Regions from separate parts of the Homo sapiens genome. Here regions 1 and 2 are each linked to region 3. Evidence: chromatin contacts called from ENCODE Hi-C data. All regions are on one chromosome and are shown on one strand. Each heading gives the region's core, a stretch centred on a gene start or an enhancer-like site at or near the end of the contact. The rest is flanking DNA. Distances are from core to core; before and after follow the strand shown.

What was found. Hi-C counts contacts between places; a loop is a spot of excess contacts on that map. Pooled maps may share reads with other maps.
Region 1: a pooled map shows a loop between it and region 3 (21-fold over the local background). The contact joins the promoter of UBALD1 here to the promoter of SRRM2-AS1 in region 3. A Hi-C loop is called at or near these places in 7 of 50 pooled maps.
Region 2: a loop to region 3 is called in a pooled map, with 9 times the contacts of the local background. The contact joins the promoter of TELO2 here to the promoter of SRRM2-AS1 in region 3. A Hi-C loop is called at or near these places in 4 of 50 pooled maps.

The regions. Positions count from the first base shown.
Region 1 is chr16:4,613,300-4,616,414 of GRCh38, forward strand. It overlaps UBALD1 (UBA like domain containing 1), which reads right to left and starts at 1,589. Exons shown (of 3, transcript NM_145253.3): 1 at 1,379-1,589. The coding sequence starts at 1,498. RefSeq lists silencers at 770-939, 1,020-1,129, 1,170-1,269, 1,610-1,849, 3,093-3,115 and enhancers at 1,801-2,373, 2,374-2,945, 2,783-3,042.
Region 2 is chr16:1,492,063-1,495,113 of GRCh38, forward strand. It overlaps TELO2 (telomere maintenance 2), which reads left to right and starts at 1,298. Exons shown (of 21, transcript NM_016111.4): 1 at 1,298-1,543; 2 at 2,184-2,554. The coding sequence starts at 2,220. RefSeq lists enhancers at 956-1,005, 1,103-2,003, 2,905-3,051 and silencers at 1,216-1,305, 1,476-1,525, 1,536-1,735.
Region 3 is chr16:2,751,245-2,754,021 of GRCh38, forward strand. It overlaps SRRM2-AS1 (SRRM2 antisense RNA 1), which reads right to left and starts at 1,356. Exons shown (of 6, transcript NR_027275.1): 1 at 1,198-1,356. It overlaps SRRM2 (serine/arginine repetitive matrix 2), which reads left to right and starts at 1,394. Exons shown (of 15, transcript NM_016333.4): 1 at 1,394-1,602. RefSeq lists enhancers at 274-1,116, 716-885, 946-1,235, 1,117-1,959, 1,960-2,777 and silencers at 1,416-1,725, 1,746-1,805.

The DNA.
Region 1 (3,115 bases), core at 339-2,838, 1.9 Mb after region 3:
AACCCCACCATACAGATGTGGAAACTAAGGCCAGAGGGACAGAGCAGCCTCCCACGTCCTGGGGTGAACACCACACAGGATCAGTGGCCTCCGCGACGGCTGGTAGGAGGGAAGTAGGCAAGGAGAGAGGGATGTACTCATCTGGATGGGATGGCCACTGCCTTCCCAGACTGTCCCAAGCTTGGGACATTCTGATCCCCCTGCAGTCCCCAGGAAGCGGAGCCTCAGAGTCCTCTGGCTTCTAGTCCCTCCTGCAGGCCCTGGGATGGCTCCTCATGGAGAAACCAGGTTCCCAGTCCCCGGCTGGGCACAGATGGTACCGGGATGGCTGAGGCCATGACCCTACCCCTGTGAGGGGCACAGCTCAAAGGGCTCTGGCCTCATCCCCTGATACCAACCACCATGGGGTTAATCCTGGGGTCGGTGAATTAGGGAAAGCCAGGTAGCCTCTGGGCAGCACAAGCCAGGAGCACTACTGTCCTATGGGTTAGGAGAGGCCCGGGGGAGTGGGTGCCAGACCGGGGCAGCATCACCTCCTACCCAGCTAGCCCGAAAGCTGGTGAACCGTGTGCACCCTCCCCATTGCACCGGTAAAGGGACAGATGCCCCTGCCAGCCCCAGGAGAGCACCTAGTCGCGCACACGGAGTCCCCAGGCACACCTCTGAAGGGGATACACGCTCATCCCTGTGGTGTAGTGTGGGGCTCCGACACGCCACCCCTACACTCCAGGCCGTGTACACACATCACACCGTGCCGGGCACGGGCGGCATCTGCACACCCGCCACATGTGTACGCGTTGATCACACACCAAACGCACCAGGGGGCTGCGCGTTCACACGCGCGCCAACGTGCCCGCAGGTCCGCCACCTCCCCGGTGCCCGGCCGACGCCGTGGCGCGGTGCGTGCGTAAACACAAATGCACATGGACGTGTGCGCACGCCGCCGACCGCCCACCAGGCACGCGGACCCTCGGACCACTCGCCCGGAGCGGCTCCGCCCTCCGGCCCAGCTCTGCCGAGGCCTGGGGCGTCCTCCTTCCGGCCGCCCGCCCGACTGTCCGTCTGCACCGCGGGGCCGCCCGGCCCTCGGCCGTTACCCGGACAAAAGGGGTGGGGGGGGTCCCCGTCTCGATCCCGGGGGACTCGCGGCCCCGCGGGGGCGGCGTATCCCCGACCGGTGGCCCGGTTCCCACCTCCGCCCGCCGCGAGCCCTTGGGATCCGGACGCCGGGCACCGCCGTCGGGAAAGCGGGTCGGGTCTGCGGCCCGGAGGGGGCGCACAGCCGGCACGCGTCCACGCCGTCCGCCCCCGCCCGGCGGCCACGCGGGACACACTCCGCCCGTGGCCCCGGCCCTCGCCCGGCTCCGGCGCCGCGCACCTCGAACTGCCAGTGGGCCGCCTGCAGCAGTTGCTTCGCCTGGTCGGCCGCGCAGCCCGCCGTCAGCACGAACTGGTTGATCATGACCTGGTGCTTGAGCTCGTCCATGTTCACGGACATGGCGCCGCCGCGCTGCCCGCTCCGGCCTCCCTCCTCCGCCCGCGCCTCCGCCTCACGCGTCCACCATTAGCGAGCCGGCTCCGGCTAATACAAATATTTACTGTGCGGCTCTGACTCACCGCGCCTCGCCTCGCTCCGCCGGCGCCGCGGCATGCTGGGATATGTAGTCCCCACGGTGCGCCGGGCGCCCCGGGGGAGCGGGGCCGGCACCCTAGGGGACGCGAAGCCCGGGAAGGGGCGTGTCTGAGCACCGAGCGCCCGCTGTGCGGATGTCCGGGCCGTAACCCGAGCCGGGCGCGTCCACGTCGTCCTCGTTGCTCTCGGTGGCACCCGTGCCCCTGCTCTGGCACGGATGGGGGTCCGCTGGCGGGGGCCACGTCTGTGCATGGGCGCAAATGCCTGACCACAGGATCTTGGCCAAGGCCTGGGGACCGTGTCTGAACTGTGAGCGCCTACTGTGTGTGGATGCCCGGGCCGTGACCAGGGTTGGGGGAGTCCACGTCGCCCTCGTTGCTCTGGGTGGCACCCGGCCCCTGCTCTGGCACGGATGGAGGTCCGCAGGCGGGGGCCTCAGGTTCGTGCATAGGCGTTTTTGCCAAGGCCCAGGAACGGTGTCTGAAAACTGAGTGCCTAATGTGTGCAGGCGCCTGAGCTGGGACCAGAGCCAGTCACGTCCACGTCGCCCTCGTTGCTCTCGGTGGCACCCACGCCCCTGCTCTGGCGGGAATTAGGAGCCCAGAGGCCGGGGCCACAGATCTGTGCATGGGCGCAAACGCCAGGCCACAGACGTCTTTGCCATGCCCCGGGGACTGTGACTGAACGCTAAGTGCCTACTGTGCGCAGCTGTCCAGACCGTGACCAGAGCCAGGCACGTCCATGTCGCCCTCATTGCTCTCGGTGGCACCCGTGCCCCTGCTCTGGCACGAATTGGGGTCCCAAGGTGGGGCATACAGATCTGTGCATGGGCGCAAACGCCGGGCCACAGGCGTCTTTGCTAAGACCTAGGGACCCTGAACCCCTCTGTGATTGGCATCGCTCTGTGTTAAATAGTAGGCACGCCCTTAAGAGAGGGGTCTCTAGGAATTTTGGCCCAAATCGGCTGGTCTAGGCTGAAAGGCCCGGCACACTGTAGGCGCCGACAAATACTCGTTCAGTGAATGAATGAATGAGCCACTTAAAAGCTCCGCCGCACGTCACCGCCTATAGCTAGCCTCCTAGCTCTCCTCACTCAATCTCTCATCGCCCACTCGTGGCATGGGTCCTTCCTAGCCTGGCTCTGGGCCTGCCCCACTGTAGCCCCATGACCCTCTGGACGGCGCCTGGGACAGGCTGGCGGGGCCAGCAGCCTCTGGTGCTTCGGGGTCCCCCTCCCAGCAGTTCTCCCGCTTTCCCACGCAAAATCTCGTGCTCTTTGCCGGAAATCTCGGCCCTTAGCGGGCGGGCGCCAAGGCCCGGCAGAGCCAGTTCCGGAGCGGCCCCAAACTCCCTTTCCCAGAATGCCTCGGTTTATTTGCATCGTTTGGTCCCGGTGACGTCAGCTGAGTGAGGTCGTGCCTCGACCAATGGACAGCCTCGGGGTGTTAGGACCTGGCCATATAAGGTAAACAAAGCTGGTCG
Region 2 (3,051 bases), core at 48-2,547, 1.3 Mb before region 3:
ACTCCTGAGCTTGTGACCCACCCGTCTCGGCCTCCCTAAGTGCTGGGATTAGAGGTGTGAACCACTGTGCCCGGCCACTGGCTCTTATTTTCTTACCCTACCGGTTTTTTATTTTGATTCCTTTTTTTTTTTTGAAACAGGGTCTTGCTCTGTTGTCCAGGCTGGAGTGCAGTGGCAGTGAACATGGCTCACTGCAGCCTCAACCTCCCGGGCTCAAGCCATCCTCCCACCTCAGCCTCCTGAGTAGCTGGGATCACAGGCTCATGACACCGTGCCTGGCTAATTTTTAAATTTTTTGTAGAGACAGGGTCTCACTATTTTTCCCATTCTTGAACTTCTGGGTGCAAACGATTCTCCCACCTCAGCTTCCCAGTGCTGGAATTACCGGCGTGAGCCACCGGGCCCGGCCTCTGCCAGTTTTTCTGCTCGAGGCCTGTCACCTGGCATATTTCGTATGTACTTTATCTGTTCCCCCGATAGGTGAGCAGGAACTTTGCATCATTTGTTGCTCAGAAGGCTTGGTGCACCAAGCAGGCATTTAATCAATGTTTGTTGAATGGATAACTGTTCCCCAGCTTTTCCCACATCCATCACTGCTGAAATGGCGCCTCTTTAGGTGTCTTCCTGGATTGCCCCCTCCACAAAGATGAAGCCCCCCACACTCCGCTGCGGTGTACAGAAGGCACTGCATGTTGTAAATGTTCAGTGTCCGGCTGTCCAGCCTGGCGGCCACAGCCAAAGGTAGTACCGAGCCCTTGAGATGGGGCTAGTGCTGCAAGGGAACTGGACTTATTTAACTTCAGTTAATTTACAGAGCCACATGCGTCTAGCGCTTACCCTACTGGTCGCAGTTTTTATTCCACGACCCGGCCTCATTTACGGAGCTGCAATTGTTCAGATCTGACATGATCTCAACTGCTCTTTTACTTCCTTGTGTACCGTGCGTTTCCCTTACTGGCCTCTGACCCTTGAAAGCAGAGCCTTACATCCGGGGAAGACGAGCCAGGCCTGTCTTGGTAAACATCTGCCTTAGAGCGAACGCTCGGCGTTCTGGAGAGAATGTGGGACCCGAGGCGGAGGGAAGAGACGGCTGACATCACTCCAGGGTAGGGACGACCGAGATGGGAGAAACTAAGGCGAGAACCCACCACCCGGGCGCAGCGAACCCAGCTCGCAGCCACGTGGGGAAGCGCGGCCCTGCCCTCAGGCCCCGCCCCACTCACGCGTCAGGCCCCGCCCACCCCACCGCCCCCCGCTCCCGCGTCCAGGCTCCGCCCCGTCCCCGCGCAGCGCAGGCGCAGATGCGCCCTCCCGCCTGGCGTCCTCCGCAGATTCGCGCTGAGAGGCCCGCGGAGACCCGCCCCAGAGGCTCAAGAAAACCCGCGGGAGCCTCGCCCGGACCCAGGAACTCGTGCTCGGGGCCAACCGGCTGGGCCGCGATCGCGTTTCGTCCGGGGCCGCGGCGGCCGTGGGGAATCGGCTGCAGCGAATCGGTGGCGCGCGGCGCCTGAGCGCGCTGCAGTCACCCGGGAGCCGGGTCCAGGTCGGGTTGGGGGTCGGGGATCGGGGATCGGGGGTCCGGTTGGGTCGGGTTGGGCTCCAGGTCTGGTTGGGTCGGGTCCAGGTCGGGTAGGAGTCCGGTCGGGGTCCGGGTACAGGTCGGGGTCCGGGCCTGGATCGGGGGCGGGTCCGCGTGCGGCTCCTCTAGCCCCGAACCCGTGTTCCCCGTAAGCTGTTGGTTTCTAAGGGGCGGAGGAATGGCGACTGGAGCCACCTCTCACCGCTCAGGGAGCCGGGAGGGCCGGCAGCTCCCGCGGGCCGAGTTTCCCGCCTTGGGTGCGAGGACGCGTGGGGCCGCGCTGTGCCCGGGGAACACTCACCAGCATCTCTAGCCTCCACCTCCCTCTCGCGCCAGTGGCACTCCCGGTTGAGACAACTGAGAATGTTCCCTGGGCACAGTGGCCCGGGTTGAGAAGCCCTGCAGTGGCTGGTAGCGTTGGGGTCCGAGCGGAGGAGCGAACTCTGGGTGGAAACCGGCAGGCACTGGAGGGGAAGGAGGCGGGACAGGGTTGGGTGGGACCAGGGTTGAGGGGTGTGGGGTCTCGGGGCGCTCACCGAGGGGCTTCCTGAGCTTGTGTGGATTATTTCCGTGCCCCAAGCTGAGCCCTGTGTCCATGTCACAGGTCGTCTTCCCGTGACGCCCAGATCTGTCCTGCAGGATGGAGCCAGCACCCTCAGAGGTTCGACTCGCCGTCCGGGAAGCCATTCATGCCCTCTCGTCTTCGGAGGATGGCGGCCACATCTTCTGCACCCTGGAGTCCCTGAAGCGGTATCTCGGTGAGATGGAGCCTCCAGCGCTCCCGAGGGAGAAGGAGGAGTTTGCCTCGGCCCACTTCTCGCCTGTCCTCAGATGTCTTGCCAGCAGGCTGAGCCCAGCCTGGCTGGAGCTGCTGCCCCATGGCCGCCTGGAGGAGCTGTGGGCCAGCTTCTTCCTGGAGGGCCCGGCGGACCAAGCCTTCCTGGTGTTGATGGAGACCATCGAGGGTGCTGCGGGGTGAGTGGGCTGGGCCCATCCTGGGGTTGCCGGTAGCCTCAGAAGTGATGAGAGTGGCTTGAAGGACTGGACCAAGAGCCTCTCTAGTCCCTGTGAGGGGCTAGAGAGAGAGCCTGCTCCTGGCTGAACCCCTGAACAGAAGAAGCGGTCTGTGTCTGTCTCCTTTGCGACGGGAGGCACCTGCTGTGTCTCACAAAGTCCCCCACTTGCTCCCCGTCCGGCTGTGTCAGAGAGGGATGGGGTGGGAGTGTTCACATCCCAGGCGGCAGAGGCAGCCCGTCAGCTGGGGACGTTCCAGGTTTTCCAGGGAAGCACAGCTGTCATCACTGACACGTGTCCCATGTGGACTCCCAGCCCCAGCCGGCTCCCAGGCTCAGCCTCAGATCACACTGCAGTCCTTGCCGGGACACTGCATCTTGAGAAGCTGGGTTTTCAGAGGTTGCTGTGATCAAAGCAAGCACTGAGTTATCCGCGTCAGCAGCAGGGGAGGGGTGTCC
Region 3 (2,777 bases), core at 106-2,605:
CCAGCCTGACCAATATAGTGAAGCCCCGTCTTTACTAAAAATACAAAAATTAGCCAGGCGTGGTGGCACACGCCTGTAATCCCAGCTACTCGGAAGACTGAGACACGAGAATCACTTCAACCTGAGAGACAGGTTGCAGTGAGCCGACAACACACCATTGCACTCCAGCCTGGGTGACAAGTGCGAAACCACGTGAAAAAAGAAAGAACAACAACAACAACAAAAAACAAGGGCCAGATAGGGTGTCATGCACGGGTAGTCCCAGCTACTTGGGAGGCTGAGGTCGGAGGATCGCTTGAGCCCCAAATTCGAGAACAGCCTGGGCAAAACCCTGCCTCTTAAAAACACCCCCAAATCGTAATAACAAATATAAATCCTTGCACTCAAATGGACAGTTCATTACGTGGTACCGCGTCCTGTTGCGGATCAAGGCCACCTGAGTTGGTTAGGACAGCTAAGCGGGACGTCCAGGGCTGCTCGCCAGCGGTGGGTCTAGATATGAACTTGTGCTTGAGCAGCCCAGCGTCTTACAACTCTGCTGTGAGGACGGCTGGCTGATTATCAGGCCCAGAATCACGGGCTTAGAAACATTAACAGGAAGTACGGTACCGAAAAGTGGAAACTTTAAGGTGCTTATTATTTTCCTCCTGCCTTGTTCCTGTATGTGCCGCTTCACCGGTATCACGTCCTGGGTCTGGTGGGACCCCGGCCTGGCTGCCCTACCGGAAGCTAAGAAAACTCCTCCCCCAGGGGTGGCCGTCGGGCCTCAGCCCGGTCTACAGCGGGAGAACGTGGCCCATGCTACGGGTAACTGGTTGGGCCCCTGGTGCAGGTCTAGGGCCTGCAGCCAGGCTCGGGGCCTCCGGGGGTGCCCGCTGGCTGGGGTCTGAGGCGGCTTCTCTCGGGTACGGGAAGGCGGACTGCTGTGCAGCTGCGGGCTCGCTCGGGAAACCCAAAGTCACACGAAAGCGGCAGCACCACCGCGGCTGGGATATCGTCTCCCAACATGGGGAGACAAAATGGCCGCCACGCCCCGAGCCGAAATTACATCCGGGCTCCGCGACACGCCCGAACCACAACTCCCAGAATGCTCTGCATCGACAGCGGGAGACGAGACGCGCTCGGGCGTCGCTTTGCTGCCGCTAGGCCCTGTGCTCCTCCCCGCAGCGGAAGGCCTACGAATACGCGGTGTCTTACGTCGCTTCCTCCGTTCTTCGTTGCACTGGCCAACGGGACGCTTAGTCTTTCGGCAACGGGGTGAAACCTTCCTTGTGCCTGAAAAAACGGTACTTCGCGGTGTGGCTTCGGCGCCTGCGCAAAAGGCCGCGGGGCGCACTCCAGTTCCCGGCAGGCCCCGCGACGCGCGTTTGCGTGCTGACGCACGCAGTTAGTCGTGCTGACGTGCAGCGCGGCCCAGGCGGGGTGCGAGTGGCGCAGTTGGAGCCCGTTGCGGCCCCTGAGGAAGCGAGGAGGCGTCGGCGTCGGCTGAGGCGGGCGGACCGGCGAGGCGAGGCGGCGGCCCCAGGCCCGAGGGACTCGGGAGCTCGAGCAGCGGCGGCGGCAAGACCTCTCCCCCTCGGAGGCGGCGGGCGGAGGCGGCGGGTGAGAGGGTGAGGGAGCCAGCGAGCCGGGTGGGGGAGGGGCGGCGGCCCCGGCGCGAGGCCAAAGCGCGCGGAGAACTGCCCAGGCCGCCGAGCTCCTCCGCGCGCACGCGCGCTCGACGCCCTTCGCTGGCGCGGACGCCCTCGCCTCCCTTCCCCCTTCCCGCCGTTCCTGTCGCGCGCGGGCTTCACCCCCCCCCGCCCCTCCCCCATGACAACGGCGTTCGCAGCCGCCTGTACTCGGGTTCGCGAGCGCCCTTGGTGAGGGGGGAGGGCGCGCGCCTCGGCTTCACTCCTCCCCCCAACATGTGCCGCCGAGGTGGCCTTCCTGCAGCTGCCGTTTTCGGCCCTTAAGTGGCGGGGAAGGGGCGGCGGCGGGGGGCTTGCTCCTGGACCCTTGCCCCCGGTTCCAGATCTCCTTTCCTCGGGCTTCTCTTCGGCGTTGGGCTGCCCGTGTCGGGGGCCTCCCAGACTGCGGGACGCCGCGCAGCCCCCTCCCCCATTCCGCAAGGCCGAAAATAGGCCCCCGGCGCTGCGGGGAGGGCCTTGAACTTCGTGGGCCGGATTTAAATGGTTTAGGATTCCCGGCTATCAGCCTTTGAGTTGTTAGTGGCGGGGAGAAACCCCAAATCTTAAAAACTGTGAAGAAAGTGAACGTGTTCAGTTTACATTTGTAAGGTAGACCGTGCGTTCCCTTTTTACACTTTTTCAACGTCTCCCGAGAATTCGTGTTCAAACTAAGGAGGCTTTTGGAGACCTTCGTTGGGAAGAAAACGCCAGACTCATATATAAGTTTTCTGGTTGGTTTCAGGCGTTCTTTGGCACACAGCTCTTCTGAAGCTTGGTTTCCACTCGGCTTCAGTTAGGACGAATCTGGATCAGAATTTCAGAGTGTTGTGTTGTCTTTCATCCTAAGTGCGTGGGCTTAGGGCTCTTCTAAAGCTACTATTTTAGCTTTCTGGGTTCTTTGTGTCCACTCAGCCGCTCTGGAGCGCCCCGGTGCTGAGCTGGCTGTGCTTGCTGATGTCCATTTTTTTCGACAACCCTTGTCTCCCCTTTTTCTCCCCTTTTGGTACCGTTTTCTTTTTTGCATATTTTACTGTTGAATTCAAATATATCTTTCTACTTCATTGTTAGCTTACCACTCGGATAATTTCCCAACAGAAAAGGGTGTTT